2 separate regions of the Homo sapiens genome follow, and region 2 is linked to region 1. Evidence: read pairs that join two places in POLR2A ChIA-PET (ENCODE). Cell type or tissue: OCI-LY7. All regions are shown on one strand.

The links. Peaks named below come from ENCODE experiments on the same cell type or tissue, not always from the same donor. Only the 100,000 strongest peaks of a DNase experiment are listed, where the experiment ranks them.
Region 2: POLR2A ChIA-PET joins it to region 1 with 13 read pairs; 2 of 35 experiments call an interaction of 5 or more read pairs at or near these places.

What each region holds. Positions count from the first base shown.
Region 1 is chr1:46,189,571-46,192,070 of GRCh38, forward strand. POMGNT1 (protein O-linked mannose N-acetylglucosaminyltransferase 1 (beta 1,2-)) reads right to left here. Exons shown (of 22, transcript NM_017739.4): 18 at 1,150-1,214; 19 at 903-947; 20 at 284-419. It also overlaps a transcript of TSPAN1 not described here. Among named protein-coding and RNA genes, the nearest start is that of POMGNT1, 7.6 kb to the right of the region's middle. In OCI-LY7, no CTCF peak of the experiment used is centred here; no DNase peak of the experiment used is centred here.
Region 2 is chr1:45,906,042-45,908,541 of GRCh38, forward strand. All of the region lies in intron 4 of MAST2 (microtubule associated serine/threonine kinase 2), which reads left to right. LOC105378694 (a long non-coding RNA gene) reads right to left here. Exons shown (of 5, transcript XR_001738038.2): 1 at 906-2,500. Among named protein-coding and RNA genes, the nearest start is that of MAST2, 100 kb to the left of the region's middle. In OCI-LY7, no CTCF peak of the experiment used is centred here; no DNase peak of the experiment used is centred here.

The sequences.
Region 1 (2,500 bases):
GTGAGGGTGGGATGGAGACAGAGACATGGGTCAGAGAGCTGTAGGGAGGGGTCACTGACGACCCTTTGGCCCAGCCCCCACCCCTCCTCAGAAACCACCTCAATTTGTAAGAGATAGCATCTTTTAGAATATGAATTTGGACAAGGAGGTTGGAAGAGGTGTTCTAAGAGTATAAAGAGGAGGTTCTGAGGTTGAAGATTCCAGAGCAAAGGCTCCCTGGATCTTGGGGCAGTATGTGTGTGAGGGGGAGGGGTTCTCCAGGGTGGGCATGGTATTGGAGCACCTTGGCAAGCTGGGTCCAGGTGGTGAAGTCATCATCTTTCTCCATTCGAATAAAGGCCACGTAGGTGTGGCCCTCTGTGTCTGGCAGGAAAGAGTCTTCACAAGGGTTCTTGCTGTGGTCCAGAACCTCAGCCTCACTGCAGTAGAGGGTGGGAGAATATAGCCAAGACAGGGCCCACTTCATGGGTGTGTCCCACAGGACCCTGTACTTGGTTGAATGCTCTGCTGTTGCCACCTTGAAGTTCTTTTTTTTTTTTTTTTTTTGAGATGGAGTCTTGCTCTGTCGCCCAGGCTGGAGTCTCCTGCCTCAGCCTCCCAAGTAGCTGGGACTACAGGCGCCTGCCACCACGCCCGGCTAATTTTTTGTATTTTTAGTAGAGACAGGGTTTCACCGTGTTAGCCAGGATGGTCTCGATCTCCTGACCTCATGATCCACCCACCTCGGCCTCCCAAAGTGCTGGGATTACAGGCGTGAGCCACCGCGCCCGGCCTGAAGTTCCTAATGTTTGAGATGAGGGCCCTGATTTTCATTTTGCACAGGACCCTGTAAATTATGGGGCCAAGATCCCCAGTATTTGACTCTTTGCTCCCTGCTACACCCCAATTGTCCTAGGCCATACCTGAGCAGCCTGTGAACTTCCACTTCATAAGCTTCTTTCTTCAGACTGAAGAGGAGGGAGAAATGGGTCAGGGGAGTGGGCAGGCCCTCAGGTCCCATGGGTAGCACTGAGCAGGGCAAGGGGTCACATGGGAATCTGTAGCCGCAGGGCTGGAGTAAACACACAGGCCCAGCATTGGAAGGGACTTTCAGGGACTGGCCTCCAAATCTCCTAGATATCCACCCCTTGCCCTGCTGCCAGCCCCAACCTGTCCACATTCCTGAGCTGGACACCTGGAACCGTGTTGAACTTGTGCTTCTTGAAGTAGGCCTCCTGGAGTGGGTATGAGAGTGAAAATCAGCACCTCACATTGTCTGGCCCACACCCACTTGCTGACCAGCCAGACATCTATAAGACACACAAATGAAGTCCTAGACCTGTAAAGAGCCCTCTAATTTCCCACCGTCTTCTCCATCCTCTTTGCAGCATCCTCAGCAAGCTCTTACTAGCTTTAATTTGGCCTCCACCATTGCTGGAGAGCTCATGCTGTCACGGCAGCTCACACTACTGCACCACAGACCCATGAACTAGCAGTCCCTGCCTCTTGTAGTTCTCCCTGGGCCTGCTGTTCTAGAGCCACAGATGTCAGAAACAGGCCCTGCAGGAGGTGGTGGGCAAAGGGACGGGCTGGGCTGGGAAGGAAAAAACTACTTTGACTCTGGTACTGAGAGTGACCTGAGGGAAGCGCCTGCCCCTCTCTGGGAGAGGAATGGGGCTCGCGTATTAGTCAGCCTCTGAGGGACCTCTGGCTTCTAGGAGGTTCCAAGCTGGACGCTATTCATTCCTTTGGGCTGGGCTGGCTCAAGGCCTCCCTTGCTGTAACTGGGGAATGGTCCTCTGAATGCAGCCAGGTGGGTTGGCGGTACCTAAGGACTTCCCTGTTCTCCTCAGGCTGAAGCATAGGCTCCAGCACTTGCCAAAACAGGAAAGGGCAGAGATTGCAGGGCTGGACCAGTACTTAGAGGCAGAAATACTCTCCCCAGACACCCACAGTCTAGTGCTAAAAATAGTAAAAATAAAAACAATACCAGCTGACCCTTATATATGTTTATAATTCAAAGCACTTTACATATATTGACTCATTTAAACCTCAAAATATCGTAACCCAGTGAGGTAGTAGTATTTTATCCTCTTTTTTTTTGAGATGGAGTCTCGCTCTGTCACCTAGGCTGGAGTGCAGTGGCGTGATCTTGGCTCACAGCAAGCTTCGCCTCCTGGGTTCACGCCATTCTCCTGCCTCAGCCTCCCAAGTAGCTGGGACTACAGGCGCCCATCACCAGGCCCGGCTAATTTTTTGTATTTTTAGTAGAGATGGGGTTTCACCATGTTAGCCAGGATGGTCTCGATCTCCTGACCTTGTGATCCACCCGCATCGGCCTCCCAAAGTGCTGGGATTACAGGCGTGAGCCACCGCGCCCAGCCCTTTATCCTCATTTTTCAGATAAAGAAACTGAGGCAAAAATAGGATAGCTCTTTCCCCAAGGTTACATGGCTAGCAAGTAGCAGAGCTAAGATTGCTTCAGAGTCCATGTTCTTGTTCTTGACTGTCATGCCACACT
Region 2 (2,500 bases), 280 kb before region 1:
ATGATGGTGAATATGTTTTTCCTGTCCTTATTTGCCATTTGTGAATCTTTTGTGAAATGTGTTCAGATATTTTGCTTATTTTGAAAAAAAGAATAAAAAATTACTGAGTTGTACAAGTTATTTATATATTTCAGATGCAGATATTTTGTCAGATATATATAGTCATGCAATACCATGCAATGTTTTGGTCAACAACAGACTGCATAGACACTGGTGATCCCATAAGATTATAAAGGAGCTGAAAGTGACATCTTGATGATCCTGACCCTGTGTACACTTAGGCTAAAGTGTATGTTTGTGTCTTCATTTTTGGCAAAAACATTTAAAAAGAAATAATAAATTTAAAATTTAAAAATAAAAAACAGCCTATAGCCTGCAGATGTAGAGAACAAAAATATTTTTGTGGAGCAGTACAATATGTGTTTTAAGGGTAAAGTTAAAACTTAAAGAATTTAAGGTGAAAATGTTACAGTAAGCTAAGATTAATTTATTGTTAAAAAAATAATGTAGCCTAAGTGTACAATGTTTATATGTTATTATTATATAATGTTGTATATATTATTGTTATTATATAATTATATTATATGTTATTTTATATGATACAATTATATAATATATAATTATATAAGTTTGTAACATATAATAATTATATTATATGTTTATATAATGTTATTATGCAATATTAAATAGTGTAGCCCAAGCATACAATGTTTCTATAAAGTCTACAGTAGTAGACAGTAATGTGCTAGATCTTTACATTTACTCACCACTCACTCAGTCACCCAGAGCAAGTTCTAGTCATGCAAACCCCACTCATGGTAAGTGCCCTATACAAGTGTACCATTTCTATCTTTTACATGTATTTTTACTGTACCTTTTTTATGTTTAAATGCACAAATACTTACCATTGTGTTACAGTTGCTTACAGTATTCAATGCAGTAACATGCTATACAGGTTTGCGGCCTGGAAGCAGTCTATAGGCTATACAATACCATATAGCCTATGTGTGTGGTAGGCTATACCATCTAGGTTTATGCAGGTATACTCCATGATGTTCACATAATGATGAAATCGCCTAACAATGCATTTCTCAGAAGGTATCTCTGTTGTTAAGTGATGCATCACTATATATATTGTGACTTATTTTTCTCCAGCTTGTCTTTTCCTTTTTGGAAGGATGTCTTTCAGAGAGCAGAAGGTCTTAATTTTGATGTTCTTTGTGAGTTTTTATAGTTAGTACTCACTCATTCTGTCCAAGAAATCTGTGCCCATCCCAAGATCATGAAGATTTTCTCCAATGTTTTCTTCTAGAAGTTTGTAATTTTAGCTTTTATGTTTGAATCTTAACTCCTTTTGAATTAATTTCTTTAAAGTCTTAAAAATTATGGCAAGGTATATATAACAAAATTTGCCATTTTAACTTTTTTTTTTTTTTTTGAGAGAGTCTCGCTCTTATCACCCAGGCTGTGCAGTGGCGTGATCTCAGCTCACTGCAGCCTCTGCCTCCCAAATTCAAGCAATTCTTGTGCCTCAACTTCTGGCATTTTAACCATTTTTAAGTATACAATGTAATGACATTAACTATATTCACAATGTCATGCAACTGTTGTCACCATCTATTTCTAAAACTTTTCCATGGTCCCAGGTAGAAACTCTGTGCCCATTAAGCAGTAACACCCTTCTTCCCTTACCCCAGGCCTTGGCAGTCTCTGTTCTACTTTCTTTTTCTATGCATTTGCCTCTTCTAAATACTTCATATCAGTGGAATCATATAGTATTGTTCATTTGTGTCTGGCTTATGTCACTTAGCATAATGCACATCTATATTAAAGTCAGTTTTGGTAAGTTATTTTTTGAACTTTTTGTCTATTTTAAATAAGTTATAGAATGTATTGGCATAAATTGTTCCTGCTATTCTCTTATTATTCTTTTGCTGTCTTTAGATTTGTTGTGATAACTCATCTTTTATTTCTGATATTGATGATTTATGTTTTCTCTCCTTTTCTTCTTGATGTCTATTACTGTGGTTTTATTAATTTTATTAATATTGTCAAAGAACCAATTTTTGGTTTTGTTAATTTTTTTATTTTCTGTTCCTAATTTCTGCTTTCTTTTCTTTATTATATTTTGAATTTAATTTACTTTTAAGTTTTTTTAAATTGTTTTTTATTATACTTTAAGTTCTGGGATACATGTGCAGAACGTACAGGTTTGTTACATAGGTATACACATGCCATGGTGGTTTGCTGCACCCATCAACCCATAATCTACATTAGGTATTTCTCCCAATGCTATCCCTCCCTGGACTTTTTAAAGTTTTTAATGCAGAGGTATGGATTAGTGATTTCAGGTCTTCCTTTTTTGATATAAGCATTTAAAGCTATATATGTGCCTCTAAGCACTCCTTTAACTGTATTCCATAATTTGGTGTGTGTGTCTTTATTATAGTGTAATTCAAAATATTTTCTAATTTTCTTTGTCATTTCATCTTTGACCAAT